Linked DNA regions of Homo sapiens: all the other regions are linked to region 1. A link is an interaction called in ENCODE POLR2A ChIA-PET data of the cell type or tissue named here. Cell type or tissue: K562. All regions are shown on one strand.

Region 1 (2,500 bases):
CTGCGCCTGGACCCTGTTTCACTTCCTCTTGTGAATCCACACCGAAACTAGATCTGCCCTCCACAGCTCAACCCTTCACCCCTCCACACTCCCCAAGCTAGGATGAAAATCAGCATCCCCTCACCAACTTCCCCATCCTCACAAAGTGAGCCCTGCAGCTTGGGAAACCCCCCCAGCAAGCAAGTGCTGGCCTGGGGAAGGCGAGGCCGGAGTGGAGTTGGGAAGGGAGCACTCAGTTTGACTCCTACCGAGGCTCGAGCTGTTGTGAAGCCTTCAAATTGGGTCAACAAGGGCCCAAACTTGACTTGTAACAGACACAGGACTCCCCCAGTTGGAGCCTCCGCAAAAAGATGAGGTTGGACAAGTTATTTCTAAGTTGGCTTCACGCAAAGATGTCAGTGAAAGCACAGGAACCTCAGTGCAGTGATTCAGTGACTGGGTCCCGCATGGTAGCGTCACAACTGAACTACAGGTACTCAGAGGAAGCATGGGTTTCTCAACCCGTATACCCTGGATTTTAAGCCAGTGATGACTTCTCATAATCGGAGAAGAAACAGACTTCCAAGGCTGAAGGAAGAAATGGCCGTGTTGGACTTGATGGGAGACTATGCCGTTCTCTAACCAGGCTTGCCTTGGGAATTTGTTTCAAAAAATCTGTCACCCAGATTGGAGTGCAGTGGCCCGATCTCAGCTCACTGCAACCCCCACCTCCTGGGTTCAAGCGATTCTCCCACCTCAGCCTCCCGAGTAGCTGGGACTACAGGCACATGTCACCACGCCCAGCTAATTTTTATATTTTTTGTAGAGATGGGGTTTCACTATGTTGCCCAGGCTGGTCTTGAACTCCTGGACTCAAGGGACCCGGCCGCCTTGGCCTCCCAAAGTGCTGGGATTACAGGCGTGAGCTACCACAGCTGGCTGCTGCTTTCTGTACCAGAGTTTGTGCTGTTTTTTCTTGAGGAAAGGTTCTGAACCTGGGGGCGTGTGGAAGCCTCCACTGCCAGCTAGTATCTTCCCCTCCCCCAGCCCTCCTGACTATTGTTCCCCAGAACCCACCTGAGAAACAGAAAGATAGTCCATGGAGACTCAGCCCTGTGGCCCTCAGGGGCCCGGCGTTCTAAGTGTGGCCCAAGGACCTCCAGCAGCCCTGGGTGCAGCTTCTCCGCTTCATCGAAGATGAACAGGGTCTGGTGGCAGAGCTGCTGCGTCTCCCGGATCTGGCTCATCAGCTGCTCCTGCACGGGATATAGGGAGCAGCTGGGGAAGTGGTGACTCCTTCCACCTCCGGCCTTGAGGGCGTGGTTTCCCCTGGGCATGTGCAATGGACCCCCTGGGGCTGGGTTCCCCACCCCCCGCCCCCCGCCAGAACCTATCAAATCCAAGCTCTTGGGGAGGGCCTAGGACATTTGCATCTGACCAGCTCCCAGGTGATTCTCAAGCACCCTGAGGGTTGAAAGCTAAACAAGGTGAAGCCAGCTTGGGGACTAGGAGACAGCCTAGAAAGGAGTGGGGAGAAGCCCTTCTGCCCTTGAGAAGGGGCCCCTGCTCCAGCCCTGCTCTCTCCTCTCCAGGACTACATCCCATCCAGGAGCTAACAATGTCCACACACCCGCAAACTTTCATTACTTCTACAACAAAAACATCCAGGCGCAACTTCCCTGTTTAAGCTCAGGGTCTATTCCCAGGGGGTGGATAGGAGTTGAGCTTTCATACAGGGGTGATGGGCAAAGAGAGGCTCATGTGCCCAGAGGCAGCCACAGTCCCCTGCCCTGAACTCCCGGGTGCAGAGCGCCCACTGGCACCCTGGCTGGGCCGAGATCTCAGGGGAGCAAGCCTGCTGAAGGACTGACTGGGCCTAACCAACATCCAACTTGGCTCCTGCAAGCTGTGGAGGGTTCCTTGCCCCAGGCAAGACAGTAAACCCTCAAGTGAAAAGATGGTTCTTTGCAATGTTCATCGAAATGGGCAGGGAATATATTATTCAGGGCCAGCTCCCACTCCAGAGCCCACACTCCCTGTCTACTGGGTGCACCTTTGTGGGGGAAAGTGTGAGGTGCAGGGCTATGCACATGCCAGTTTTCACAGCAGGGAAGCTGGGGCTGCAGCAGTCTTGCCACAGTCTAAGCCAGACAGTTCTGCCCGGAAAGGCCCAGCTCAGCCTGCCCCTGCCCTCCAAAGCCATATGGAAACTGCCAGGAGACGCGGGCAGCCTCTGTCCTCAGACGCTGACATAATCTTCCCAGGTGAACACATTCCAAATATTAAAACAAAGCCAAAGACAGGTGCAGTCAATTCTGTCAGGCTCTTCTGGTATGTTTTCAATACTACATGGCTGAATTAGTAGAAGAAACCCAAAATGGCAGAACAGCCAAGGAAATTTCTGTCCATCCACTTGCTGGTATATAATAAGCTGATACGGGAAGACATGAAAAAATCAGGTAAGATAGGATAGGCCTGTTTTCTTTTTTTTTTTTTTTTTTGAGATGGAGTCTTGCTCTGT
Region 2 (2,500 bases), 530 kb after region 1:
TAGATACAGGAGCAGATATTTCAATCATTTCTCTATAGCACTGGCCATCCACGTGGCCAATTCAACCCACTCAATTTAACATAGTTAGAGTTGATAAAGCCCCTGAAGTATATCAAAGTAGTTATATTTTGCATTGTGAAGGGCAAAATATACGTGATGGACAACCTGTGACTATTCAACCAATTATAACTTCTGTACCTATAAATTTATGGGGAAGAGATTTATTGCAACAATGGGGAGCACAAGTTCTAATTCCAGAACAATTATATAGCCCTCAAAGTCAACATACAATGCATGAAATGTGGCATGTCCCTGGTATGGGACTAGAAAAAAGTTGCAAGGTTTGAAAGAACCGCTTCAAGCAGAAAGACAAAATTCCCGCCAAAGATTAGGATATCATTTTGATGGCAGCCATTGTTAAGCCTCCAGAACCTATACCTTTAAGATGGATAACAGATAAGCCAATTTGGATAGAACAATGGCCACTAAGTAAAGAGAAACTGGAGGCTTTAGAGAAATTAGTTGCTGAACAATTAGAAAATGGGCACATAGGTCCAACATTTTCCCCTTGGAATTCTCCAGTTTTCATAATTAATAAAAAATCAGGTAAATGGAGAATGTTAAATGACTTAAGAGCCATCAATTCAGTTATACAACCTATGGGAGCATTACAGCCAGGATTGCCTTCTCCTGCTATAATTCCAAAAAACTGGCCTTTAATAGTCATAGATTTAAAAGACTGTTTCTTTACTATCCCTTTAGCTAAGCAAGACTGTAAACGGTTTGCATTTACAATTCCTGCAGTAAACAACCTGCAGCCTGCTAAGCGTTATCATTGGAAAGTGTTGCCACAGGGCATGTCAAACAGCCCAACAATTTGCCAGACGTATGTGGGGCAAGCAATTGAACCTACGCGTAAAAAATTTTCACAGTGTTACATTATTCACTATATGGATGATATACTTCGTGCTGCCCCCACTTGAGAAATATTACTCCAATGTTATGATCACTTGCAAAATTCAATTTCTCACGCTGATTTAATTATAGCTCCTGACAAAATGCAGACTACTCCTCCCTACTCCTACTTCGGGACCTTAGTAAATGACACTACTATTGTGCCACAGAAAGTAACCATATGTAAGGATCAACTAAAAACATTAGACTTTCAAAAATTACTAGGGGATATTAATTAGATATGACCTGCTCTAGGCATTCCTACCTATGCCATGAGTAATCTGTTTTCTATCCTTAGAGGAAATCCTAGTCTCACTAGCCCTCAGCAGATTAACAAAGGAGGCGGAGGCAGAGTTACAACTGATTGAGAAGCAAGTCCATAAAGCTCAAATAGATAGAATAGATCCAGAGAAGACTCTAGATTTGCTCATTTTTTCAACTCAGCATTCACTTACTGGTTTTATTGTCCAAGAACAGGACTTAGTAGAGTGGCTTTTTCTTCCACATACTACTTCACAGACTCTAACTCCTTATTTAGATCAAATCGCTACTATGATAGGGATTGGGAGAACTTGGATTGTTAAATTACATGGATATGATCCTGGAAAAGTTATTGTCCCTCTCAGGAAGGCACAAATACAGTAAGCTTTTATAAATAGTCTTACTTGGCAAACCCATTTAGCTGACTTTGTGGGTATTCTTGATAATCATTTTCCTAAAACGAAGTTGTTTCAGTTTTTGAAATTAACTAATTGGATTCTCCCTAAAGTAACTAAATTTAAACCAATTGAAGGTGCTGAGAATGTTTTTACAGATGGGTCTAGTAATGGTAAAGCTTCTTATTCTGGCTCAAAAAGTAAAGTTTTTCAGACGCCCTATACTTCAGCTCAAAAAGCGGGGCTTGTAGCTGTAATTGAGGTATTGACTGCTTTTGATATGCCTATTAATGTGATTTCTGAATCTTCATACATGGTTCACTCCACAGAGTTAATTGAAAATTCTGTTATGATTTCATGCAGATGAACAACTGATGACTTTATTTACCCAATTGCAAATAGCAGTTAGGAGTAGAATGTACCCTTTTTACATCACTCACATTAGGGCTCTTACACCTCTTCCAGGACCTTTGACTGAAGGGAATCAAATGGCTGATCACGTAGTTGCTACTGCGATATCCAATGCTAGACACTTTCACAATTTAACCTGTGTTAATGCCTCTGGTCTCAAATGCAGATACAGCATTACCTGGAAAAAAGCTAAAGCTATTGTCCAGCAATGCCCAACTTGCCAAATGGTACATTCCTCATCTTTTACAGGAGGAGTTAACCCTTGAGGACTGGAACCTAATTCTATTTGGCAAATGGATGTCACACATGTTCCCTCATTTGGGAGACTAGCTTATGTACATGTATGTGTGGACACCTTTTCTCACTTTGTCTGGGCTACATGCCAAACAGGAGAGTCTTCTGCCTGTGTTAAACATCGTGTTTTGCAGTGATGGGCATTCCGGCTTCTGTTAAAACAGATAATGCCCCAGGCTATACTA
Region 3 (2,500 bases), 130 kb before region 1:
ACATTACTTGGTAGGTTTATTAGTGGGCATTTTATGATTTTTGTTGTTAAGTATAATCTTTCCTAATTGCTTATTGCTAATGTATAGGAAGCCTTGATTTTGTATGTCCATCTTGAGTCTAGGTTTGGTTGCCTTACTTGTATTGCATCTAATAACTTTGTACTGATATTTTTATTTTATTAAAACTGATATTTCTAGATAATTTTTTTCTTTTAAGAGATAGGGTCTTACTCTGTCACCCAGGTTGGAGTGCAGTAGTAGCATGATCATAGCTCACTGCAGCCTCCTGGGCTCAAACAATCCTCCTGCCTATAGCATCCCAATGTACTGGGATTACAGGTGTGAGCCACCACGCCTGGACTCTTTTAGTTATTTTTACCACAGTAATACATGCAGGCAGTTTTAGAAGTCAAAGAATATGACAAGATTTAAAATGGAAAAAAAATTAGCAGCACCCATCCATTTCCTCCCTATATTGGTACTGTTGAGGATGGCAGCTAGTAGCCACTGTGGCTCTTGAGCACTTGAAATGTCCTTTGTCCTAACTGAGAAGTATTGGCCAGGAGTGGTGGCTCACACCTGTAATCCTAGCAGTTTGGAAGGCTGAGGTGGGAGGATCACCTGAGCCCAGGAGTTTGAGACCAGCCTGGGCAATATAGTGAGACCCTTTCTGTATTTAAAAATAAATAGGCTGGGCACGGTGGCTCATGCCTGTAATCCCATCTCTCAGGGAGGCAGAGGCGGGAGGATAGCTTGAGCCCAGGAGTTTGAGACCTGCCTTGGGCAACATAGCAAGACTCTGTTCTCCACGAAAAGGAAGAAAAAAAAAGACAAAAATAAAAATAAGCGTAAAAATAAATAAATAAATACAAATAAGCTAATTGAGAAGTACTGTAATAAAATACACATTATGTTTCAAAACTCAGTATGGAAAAAATGAATATAAAGTACTGCATTAATTTTTTTATATTGATTACATGTTTTAAATAATATTTTAGATAGACATATATATAAAAATTAATTTTTTGAATTTAAATTTTTGATGTAGTTACTAGAAAAAGTAAAATGGCATTTGTAGCTTGCATTATATTTCTTTTTTTTTTTTTTTTTTGAGACGGAGTTTCACCCCTGTTGCTCAGGCTGGATTGCAATGGTGTGATCTTGGCTCACTGCAACCTCCGCCTCCCAGGTTCAAGCGATTCTCCTGCCTCAGCCTCCCAAGTAGCTGAGATTACAGGCTTGTGCCACCACGCCTGGCTAATTTTGTATTTTTAGTAGAGACAGGGTTTCTCCATGTTGGTCAGGCTGGTCTTGAGCTCCAGATCTCAGGTGATCCTCTTGCCTCGGCCTCCCAAAGTGCTGGGATTATAGGCATGAGCCACCACGCCCAGCCAGCTTGCATTGTATTTCTTTCTTTTTTTTTTGAGACGGAGTTTTGCCCTTGTTGCTCAGGCTGGAGTGCAATGGCACGATCTTGGCTCACCACAACCTCCGCCTCCCGAGTTCAAGCAATTCTCCTGCCTCAGCCTCCCGCGTAGCTGGGATTACAGGCATTTGCCACCATGCCTGGCTAATTTTGTTATTTGTAGTAGAGACAGGGTTTCTCCATGTTGGTCAGGCTGGTCTCGAACTCCCGACCTCAGGTGATCCACCTGCCTTGGCCTCCCAAAGTGCTGTGATTACAGGTGTGAGCCACCATGCCCTGCCCAGCTTGCATTATATTTCTAATGGACATTGCTGCTTTAGATGGTAAGACCTGTGAGAACAGGAACTTGGTCTTGTTCACCCTTGTAGTCCCTGTACCTTTAATGGTGCCAGGCACTCAGTAGTATTTAAATGATTGATATATTCAGCAAGTAGGATGATGTGGTTTGGCTCTGTGTCCCCACCCAAATCTCACCTTGAATTGTAATAATCCCCACGTGTCAAGGGTAGAACCAGGTGGAGATGATTGAATCATGGAGGCAGTTTCTCCCATGCTGTTCTCCTGATGGTAAGTTCTCACCATGTCTGATAGTTTTATAAGGGGCTTTCCCCTTCACTTGGCTGTTCTCTCTCCTGCTGCCCTGTGAAGAGGTGCCTTCCACCATGATTTCAAGTTTCCTGAGGCCTCCCCAGACATGTAGAACTGGGAGTCAGTTAAACCTCTTTCCTTTATAAATTATGCAGTCTCTGGTATTTCTTCACAGTAGCGTGAGAATGGACAAATACATAAGGAGAGAGTATTTTCCTCATTGTACACTCAGAGATATTGTACCTGGCATGTTACAGTGCAGATTTTATTCCACGGAGGTGCTTTGAACTAATCTGAGTTTTCTTTGCAGTTATTGATTGGTAAACAGTTATTTAAATTTTTTTTTTTTTTTCGAGAAGGATTCTTGCTCTGTCACCCAGGCTGTGGTGTGATCTTGGCTCACTGCAACCTCCATCACCCGGGTTCGCAGTGTTGAACAGGCTGGTCTCGAACTCCTGACCTCAAGTGATCCACTTGCCTCGGCCT

What was found. Peaks named below come from ENCODE experiments on the same cell type or tissue, not always from the same donor. Only the 100,000 strongest peaks of a DNase experiment are listed, where the experiment ranks them.
Region 2: POLR2A ChIA-PET joins it to region 1 with 5 read pairs; 3 of 35 experiments call an interaction of 5 or more read pairs at or near these places.
Region 3: POLR2A ChIA-PET joins it to region 1 with 6 read pairs; 9 of 35 experiments call an interaction of 5 or more read pairs at or near these places.

What each region holds. Positions count from the first base shown.
Region 1 is chr1:179,086,646-179,089,145 of GRCh38, reverse strand. TOR3A (torsin family 3 member A) reads right to left here. Exons shown (of 6, transcript NM_022371.4): 4 at 1,057-1,235. Among named protein-coding and RNA genes, the nearest start is that of TOR3A, 5.8 kb to the right of the region's middle. RefSeq lists enhancers at 1-608, 609-1,510. In K562, no CTCF peak of the experiment used is centred here; a DNase peak (open chromatin) is centred at 1,345.
Region 2 is chr1:178,556,050-178,558,549 of GRCh38, reverse strand. All of the region lies in intron 2 of LOC105371632 (a long non-coding RNA gene), which reads left to right. Among named protein-coding and RNA genes, the nearest start is that of C1orf220, 15 kb to the right of the region's middle. In K562, no CTCF peak of the experiment used is centred here; no DNase peak of the experiment used is centred here.
Region 3 is chr1:179,211,658-179,214,157 of GRCh38, reverse strand. All of the region lies in intron 1 of ABL2 (ABL proto-oncogene 2, non-receptor tyrosine kinase), which reads left to right. Among named protein-coding and RNA genes, the nearest start is that of ABL2, 17 kb to the left of the region's middle. In K562, no CTCF peak of the experiment used is centred here; no DNase peak of the experiment used is centred here.